2 separate regions of the Mus musculus genome follow, and region 2 is linked to region 1. A link is a loop called in an ENCODE intact Hi-C map of the cell type or tissue named here. Cell type or tissue: heart. All regions are shown on one strand. Links, peaks and the distances in the headings refer to the core of each region. The heading gives the core; the rest is flanking DNA. Region 1 holds the start of Cemip2 (cell migration inducing hyaluronidase 2). Region 2 has its middle 100 kb from the start of Cemip2.

Region 1 (4,384 bases), core at 88-4,087:
AGAATTCAGTTAATGGGTCCATGGCAGATAGAGAGATGGGTGCATTACTAATAAATACTCCAGAGCACTTTATAGCGTATAGCCATTTTCAGATGTGATCCGTTCAATAGTGATTATGATTTTCTTTCTGAAATATGGCTCATTTATCTCAATTTCAGAAGCACACATAGCTACTAAGTGGTATCCTTCCGATTTCATAATGGTCCACAAGCCTGCTCTATGCCCATTTTCTTGGTATCTGTAACAACAGGCTTAATTACATCCCCTACAGCATAACTGCGGTGCTGTCACCTCAACTTTCCTGTGATTATAACACTGCAGGAAATCCCCCGGCTATTGGCTAGACGAAGAGAGGAGACCTACCTCAAACAATTAGCCATGGACCCGCTATCCCAACTACACAGAACTTCCTAGGAGACCAGAGAAGAATTTAGATGCTAATGTCTTGCGCACACATTAACACACACACAGAGAGATGCACACTCACCACGCCTCAGCTTACTCTCATCCACAGGCTGACAGAGAACAGGTGACGGCTCAGAGTTCTCGTCTAACCTTAACTTTCCGTTCTGTGAGGACAAAAATCAGACACAGTATGGGATAGAGTGAGCTTAAAGTCTGAGATAAATTTCCAGCCCCGACTCACCACCCTACACATAAATAAAGAATGTTATTTTAAAGGCAGAAGACACTATCACGAGCTGTCCCATGTTAACTAAATGAACAGCATGCCTGGTGCACATTTTGCTTTGCCCAGAAATGCAAACTCAAAGGGAAAGACAATAAGGGACACACCAGAGTAGGATATGGAGACCAGACCAGTGCTAATGGGTCAAGTTTTCTTAATCTTTAGGGATATATATAATTTGTTTGTATTTGGGTTTAGTGGCCATTTCCAACAGATAAGCCTGGTTGCAATGGGAATTCAGGCTTCCCTTAAGCTTTGATGAAACTCTTCTCCTGCCTCCTCTTCCTCTAAATTTTCTTTTTACTGGTAAGAGCCCTTAAGACTTCTGCAGCCCTTCAACATGTGCAACTGTGTAGCATCAGACTAGTCACCAGCACAAGGGAGTCAGTCCAACACACTGTGTGGTTCAGGAGCAGATGGAAGTTCCTAAAAGACAGGCACTCTACCTTTAACCCCAACTGCAGAAGAAAGGAGATGTGTCAAAAGTCTGTTCTCCTAACCTTCGGCGGAGAATTTAAGGGGAGTGTTTCTGCTCCACAGGGGGTCTGGTGACAAACACCAGCCCCCCAGCAGAGACCTTGGTTTTATTGCTAGAGGGCAGTAAGTAGTATTACGTGAAGCACCTCAGGGTACTCGCAGTGAGAACCCCATTCTTTGCCAGGACCTCCCAACTCTGCCAAGGAACTGTGGTGAGTGAGGTCCTGTGCTAAAAACTGGTCCCCAGCTTTAAAGATGCCCAGATTCTGAAACTGCGCCTTACCACACGGAGCAGGGTCACACCAACTCAGGGGAACAGTAGGAGACAAAGATCCACACTCCCCCCCAAACTTTACACAAGCGTGCTCTTGTAGACGCCAAGGCTCCACAATGCACATTCCATCAATCTTTCACTGCGGTCCGCGTCCCCCACGCAGCCTTTCCAGAAACTTTAGGGCTGTTCACACCGACTTTAAAAGACCCATTGTTAACCTCCCCGGGAACACAAAGTGGATGAAAAGGGGATCAAACCTCTATTCCTAAGGACCCCTTTTCATGGAAGAAGGTTGAGTCTCGGGGCGCTATGTATGGGAGAACTCCGGCGGGAAGGCGCCGGCAAAGGCGGACGCTGGAACCCACAGGATGTTGTGCTTCTCGGCAAAAAAACGCCAGCACAGGGACAGCCAGGCCTCCAGGACGCCAAGGTGCGCAAGTCGGGTCTGCGCCCTCCGGGCCCTTGGGACCGCCAAGGAGGCGGGGCTGGGCACCCGGGACTAGAGGAGCCTTACCTTCCCCTCCCCCTCCTGGCGTCGGTCTACTCAGGTGTCTACGCGATGGCCAGAGGAGCAGGAGCGGGAGCAGAGCTCCTGGAGTCCCCGCGTGCAGATCTCCTCTCCATGGCCAGGAACCCGCGTCCCGCTGCCGCTCTGAATTCAGCGGCAACCTACGCCGGAGGAGAAGCAGTCGGGGCCGGGGAGTAACGCTCCTCCCTCCGCCTTCGCGGCCACCTCCTCCAGCCAGCCCGGCTTGGCGCTCTTGGATCCTTCCCTCCCGGAGGAAGAGGAGGGGAATCGCCGTCCGGGCGGCGCGAGCCTGTGCGGCTCCGAGACAATAGCGGCAGGCAGGGCGCGTTCCCGAGCCGCGCAGGTCCCCGGTTCGGCGGGCGCCGCGGCTCGCTAGGGTCCCTCTAATCAGCCTCCGGCCACACAAGCGCCGGCTCGGCTGGGCCGAGAGTGCTGCGGATTGGGCAGGCGGCCCCGAGCTAGGGAGGCGGGTCAAAGGCGGGGTGGGCGGGGCCTGTTGTCAGAGGGACGAGACCTGCGGAGGCTCCGCCCACCACAAGCTGCAGACGAAGGCTCAGCGCCTCCAGCTGCCTTCAGCAGGAAGGACGCCCGCCAACACCGTCGGCGGCCAGGGTTTCCCAGCGGCTCCTTGACCTTCGGCTACAGATGACTACCTGGGAGTTCAGGAAAAGCAGCGGGCCTGAACCTGAGTCTGTGTACCTCATCATCCCAGCTGAGTCTGATACTGCTTTTTTTGTCACCTCTTGACAAAGTCGACCTGAGCCTGCACCCCTCATCACTCGAAACTGAACCTGCATCTTCTCGGGTCTAGCCAGGCTGCTGAACCCCTATTACCACCACCACCACCACCCCACACACACACACACACACCACCACCACCACCACCACCACCACCACCACCACCCACACACACACACACACCACCACCACCACCACCACCACCACCACCCCTGAGACACACACACACAGGGTTGAACTCTTTTCTCTTCCTTTATCATCCAATAGCTGAGTTCGACATCTTTTATCGCTCCGGAATGAAGCTGACTCGGCATAGCAGTATATTCCCCCAATAATATCCCGCAAGCCCCCCACCTCACTCAAAACTTTCTGAGCCTCGGGTCCTGGCGCCTCGACTGCCCCCACCTGGCCAACAAGGAAGCTGGATTCGTAGCCCTCTCAGCAGAGTCAGTGTGTTCTTGACTTCAGACCGTTGTCCAGTTCTGGTTAGGAGCTTGGAGCAGCCCCAGCATCTCACACTAAGGCCAGAATAAATATACCTAGGCCTGGTCACGCCTTCTGGCCACGCTACTCTAGAGTGGCTGAAGCTTGCAGGAGGCGGAGATGCAACACTGAAAACCAATCCTCAGCCCACCCTACTGCAGAATATACTGGCCGGGTGGCATGAGTAGCCCTGCCACCACCCGGTCCCCTGGAGGAAGTTGCTCTGGCAGAGGAAAAGCCTTTCCTGCAGCAAAGGGCGCGACCTGGCTTGGTCCGTCAGACCACGAGGTCAGGAGCTAATGACAGCTGCCAGATTGCCAAATCCGGACAGTCATCATCCTCTATTTAATTCGGAGTTGGACGTGTCGCCTCTGGGGAACTGTTTCATTGAATACTGTACAGGCAGGATTGTTCATTTTTCAGGCTCACTGTTGTTTGTCTGTCTGTTTGTTTATTTGTTTGTTTTCTCCCCCTTCCAGTAAAAATTCAACCGTGTAGCTATGATACACCAGCAGACAGAAAAAGGAATACCCTATTTCCAAGGTTTGGTTTAGGACTTGGTAGAACTGAACCAATGTTTCCAGACTGGGGCTAATAAGAATCCCCTGAGATCCTAAAAAACTTGGAAATGCCTCAACAAAGCTCTATGGACTGAGTCAGAGGAGTCTGCAAATGTAAATTTTGGCAATGCTTCTGGACCGAACCCACAGTTAACTAAAACCTTGGAAAGATGCAGAAGGAGAAGCTCCAGAGACATCTGAGCCGTCACAAAATCCTTACCCATCTGCCATCTCCAGCCCCAGTCCCTCTTTAGAAGAGAAAAGGGGAGGACTTAACATAATAGAGCAGATGATTCTCTATGACAAACTGCAAAGGAGGAAGGACTCTTAAGGTGGCCTCAATGGGACATGTTTAGAACTCAAGAAGGGAGGATGGGGGCTGGAGATATGGCTTGGGCTCCTCTTCCAGAGGATCCAGATTTGATTCCCAGAAACCTACAGGGCAGCTCATGACTGTCTCTAATTCCAGCTCCAGGGGATCCAATGCCCTCTTCCGACCTCAATGGTAGGTACACAGACATACATGCATGCAAAATACTTATACACATAAAATACTAAAAATAATTTTTAAAAGAGAAGAGAGGCAGGCCACCCTAACATGTGTGTTTGTGTGTGTGTGTGGGTATGTGGGTGTG
Region 2 (4,384 bases), core at 65-4,064, 100 kb before region 1:
GCCTTCTTTCCGGCAGGCAGCAAAGAGGCAGCAAGGGCATCTTTTATTTGCCAGGAGGGACAGCTTAAATGGGAGAGTGGAACACTGCATGTTCCAAGAAGCAGGATGCCAGCCAGTCAGGAGAGGTTGGCATTGTTACAACCGTTGGGTCTCAGCAGGCATCCACTGCCCAACTGAGAGAGTTGTTAGTAAATGTTATGGGATGTCAATCATGAACAGTCCCGTGCAGAGCCAGTCTCTAAAGAGTAGGCCACCCACAAATAGCAGCGGGAGCAGCACACCTCCCATCATTGGCAGGCCTGGAAGAGCTCCCTACTTGCTGCTTATGTAACAGATCTCAAAGGCCAAGGCTCTCAAATTGGGACTAGAGACCCCTGAAGGCAGGAACAAACACTCTGCCTGGGAAGCAGGAGCGATGGAATCAAGAGTGGGTTTCCTTGTGTGTGCTGGGTTTATCTCAAGACATGTCTTCCTTCTCCCAAGAGCTTCTAGGAACAAAGTCCCTAGCCAGAACTGAGGACCCAACTCCAGCCCAAACCTGACTGTGAGGTCTTATCTTCAGGCTTCTCCCTCCTAATGAGGACAGGAGGGTCTGGGAACCAGCCATGCATGAGACCTGGGAGCTAGACTAGCAAAAATCCAATGAGCACTATGTTTACACAGAGCCTGTCCCAGTATTCAAATGAGATCGTGAATGGGACCAATCAGGAGTGAGCTATAAACAGTGACAGAGAAAGCCTGTCAAAACCTGAGAGTGTTCTCAATTCAGGCTGCTTTTCTGTGCCACCCCAACCCACCCACCACCCACCACCCGCCATCCACCACCCACTACCCACCACCCACCACCACCTAAGTGTTAGAGAAAATGTGGGGAAAGTGGAAAGAGAAACACCAAGAAAAGATCTCTGTTTATCCACCCATTGTGGCTCTACTTGCCACCAGGCCAAAAAAAAAAAAAAAAAAAAAAAAAAAAGGGTGGGGGGTTTAACTTGGATCAGCATTAGGACCCATCCATCATAGCCTTGATGGTAGTCAGGAAGAGGGGGAGGGTGACTTGCTTTAAAAAAAAGGTAAAAATAAATAATATAAATTATTTAACTGACAAAATAATATTCATAATAAATCTATATTTTTTCTATACTTAACAAAAGAAAGGGAAACTTATAGAAAAACAAGAACTGTTCTAGGCATATGCAAGACTACATAGTTCACAGGAAGGTCAAGGGTCTGAGAGAGTGTACCTAGTTAATAAAGCAGTGCTACAATGTGGATGTGGTGCAAGACGAGGTTCTCCAGTTACTCTGAGGTGGACTACATCTCCTCTCCATATCCAGCTCACCAGGCCTCTCGCTGAACTTACAACTTGGCCAACAAAAAGGAAAGAGAGATGCTTTCTGTTTATTCTAGGTTTCTTTTTTCTTTTTTTTCCCCCCTCAGTATTTTGTTTTGAAACTCTGGTGGAAAAGCTTTCTTGAGACCTGGCCAGCCTCTATGCTGCAAAACTTTCCAAACAAAGGCTTCAGGCCTTAGGGGTTTTTCCAGGTCCTCTTGATTCCTGTAAGCTACTTGGGCTTTGTTCACATCACCTAAGCGTCTATTTCTATCCCTGCTCCCTATGCCAGCTCTCTAGACCACAGCTTCCTGATATCGGCTTCCCAGGTATATGCCCCTCCCTATCTGGAAAGAGAGAACCCCAAGAAGAGGTCACTGACACTAGGCAACATCTGACAAAGGGGAGGTGACTGTCAGGAAAGGGAAACTGAGTCATGTTTACCTCCTTTCTACCATCCTTCCTTACTGCAACCCTTTTGAATGGGTCTCAAGAGTTTGCCTGTGTCTAAGAAAAAAAGCCAGTGGAGGCCCCTAGCAGCAAATACCAAGTATCCCTTGAGGAACTATTAGCATTGTGGCCAGACATGGAGCTCCAATTCAAAGACTGCCCACATTCCTTAGGTTTGGCTGTGCTGCTAGCCACAGAACCGGAGACAGGAACACTCAATGGCTAGGAACACTCATTGGCTACCCGGCTAGCCACAGAACCAGCCAACACTCAACAGCTCAAATGTCACTCTCTCCCTCAGCTTGTTTCTCTTCCTAGAATTCCTATGGAAATTTTCCTATGAAATAGATCAGAGACAATGAACAAAGAGCTTTCCCTTGAGCAATTATCTTCCACTCCCTACCCTTTGGCAGATGAGAAGGGAAAAAAAAAATCACTCGCAGATTGCACAAACAAAATTTGGTTCTAAGGCATATAGGAGCCGAGAGAAGTGGGCAAGCATTCTTCCATTGGTTCAATTGTCTGATCTAAATGAAAGTGAATTCTTAGGATTCCCACTTCAGCTAGCATCTTGGAGCAAAGCCAGCCCTCAAACAAAAGCACTGCATGACCTGCCAACAGGGATTGTCACCAGGAATAAACATCTGTACACTTAACTCACCCCAGAGCTCTGGGAAGCAGGAAATCCAGGCATTTGTTATTTCCGTGGAACAAACCAACCTCGATACAACAAGAGACAATAACAAAGCAAAGTGACTGACGGGAAGAGAAAGAGGTGTGACTGATGGAAGGCAGAGTGGAGACAGGACAAGGGTTTGCCCTCAGGAATGTGAAGAGAAAAGAACGCATGACTGGCATTTACAGCCACATCTTCTAAGCACAAGGTTTTACTTACAGGCAATCCCAGTATGCTTGCTTGACCCTGGGTTTCATTTTTTCCCCCTTCACAACAGAGAATAACTTGGGAAAGCTTGTTTGTCACAGTGATTGAAGGTTATAAATTTCAATGACCACATGTATATAAAAATTAAGTTTCATAAGATATTCATGGTTTCTTGTTATTCGGAGATTTTAACATCTCCAGTTACATTTTAGAATCATGATTGCATTTTACAGTCTCTGTCATCAAGACATGATTGAGAAAGTTGCCGGGCTGGTGAGATGGCTCAGCGGGTAAGAGCACCCGACTGCTCTTCCGAAGGTCCAGAGTTCAAATCCCAGCAACCACATGGTGGCTCACAACCACCTTTAACAAGATCTGACTCCCTCTTCTGGTGTGTCTGAAGACAGCTACAGTGTACTTACATATAATAATAAATAAATTAAAAAAAAAAAAAAAAAAAAAGAAGCTGTTTTAAAAAAAAAAAAAAAAAAAAAAAAAAAAGAAAGTTGCCGCTGTTAGTATGTGTAGACTATATTGAGCCATAGCTACTCATATGATGGCATCAGAAAATAACCACTCAGACCCAGTTCCTAGTCAAATGGGACTCTATTCCAGCCAGCTGAGACTATACCCAAGTGTTCAGGGACCTAGGCAGAGCCCTAGGAGTCCAGAGTCCAGGGGTTTTAAAGGTAAAAACCATATCTTGGTATTTCACTTGGCAGCTGGAGAGGGTACATCACAGAAGCAAGCAATTTAACAGACTCTGAGAAAAAGCTGGAGGTTCTACAGAAACAGGTAGTTTAACAGAAGCTAAGTTACCTAGGACATCCGACCTTGGGTTCCTAGAATAAAATTGGATCATTTTCCCTGGAATTCTCCATCAAGGAGATCAAATTATAGTTAACCCAGACATGGCCCCAGCAAGAAAACAAGATGGAGGAGCCTCTGCACCCATCTTCTTACCTGGTCACAATGAAGTTCAACATCACTTTAAAGTCTTTTCAAACTAGGTCTATGGTATTGACATTAACTGTTGCTTAGGTGTTTCTGAAAATATTTCAATATGCTCTGACATTCAATCAAAAGGTTTTGAATATGTAGAAAGTCACAGAAACAGGGTAGTGTAGGGTAAATGTGATCTGGGGTGGGGTGGGGTGGGGTGGGGTGGGGTAGAGAATAGTCCAGTGTATGTAGCAGAAGATACTGGCAATGAGCAGAAAAGTAAGTGTGGTAGAAAGAAAGAAGCAATGCACCTCATAACAGCCAGGAGCTTCACGTGAACTAAGAAACATGTGCACAAATTTTGTGATTGAGGTATATAAATAATAGCTGCCTATTGCAAGCCAAGGCATCATACCACACCACCAGCTCCATATCTGCAGACATAGCTCCAGGTCCATAGCTCAAGAACTGTCTTTGCCTGGTGAGTTCCTGAAGTGGAAACTTAAGGGTTCTTTGGAAAGTCATTTGGATGGTGTTTTGCTTGGGCAAACAAGTGAAGGAACATTTAGCTGAAGCAGACACAGGAGAAAGGATGTTCTGCTAAAGCAAGCATGTGAAAGAACACATGATGAAGGATTCTTCAATAATGGCATGCATATATGGTCTGCCTTACATTGTGTAGTTGAGCTACATTTGTAGGGACTCTGTAGAGAGAACTTCTGGTGGTGTGCTACAGTTTCTTACTGCTTCTGTGGACTCAGGCTGATTGGCAGAGAGAT

Evidence for each region. Peaks named below come from ENCODE experiments on the same cell type or tissue, not always from the same donor. Only the 100,000 strongest peaks of a DNase experiment are listed, where the experiment ranks them.
Region 2: it touches region 1 in a loop (2.3-fold over the local background); 1 of 42 quality-filtered maps calls a loop at or near these places.

Annotation. Positions count from the first base shown.
Region 1 is chr19:21,776,356-21,780,739 of GRCm38, reverse strand. Cemip2 (cell migration inducing hyaluronidase 2) reads right to left here and starts at 2,400. Exons shown (of 24, transcript NM_001033759.2): 1 at 1,954-2,400. In heart, for the core only: CTCF peaks have their summits at 2,530 and 3,143 (motif pointing left); DNase peaks (open chromatin) are centred at 1,369, 2,439 and 3,229; H3K4me3 peaks cover 3,496 bases; H3K27ac peaks cover 3,218 bases.
Region 2 is chr19:21,880,387-21,884,770 of GRCm38, reverse strand. No RefSeq gene overlaps it. Among named protein-coding and RNA genes, the nearest start is that of Cemip2, 100 kb to the right of the region's middle. In heart, for the core only: no CTCF peak of the experiment used is centred there; DNase peaks (open chromatin) are centred at 1,510, 1,960 and 2,390; H3K4me3 peaks cover 896 bases; H3K27ac peaks cover 2,965 bases.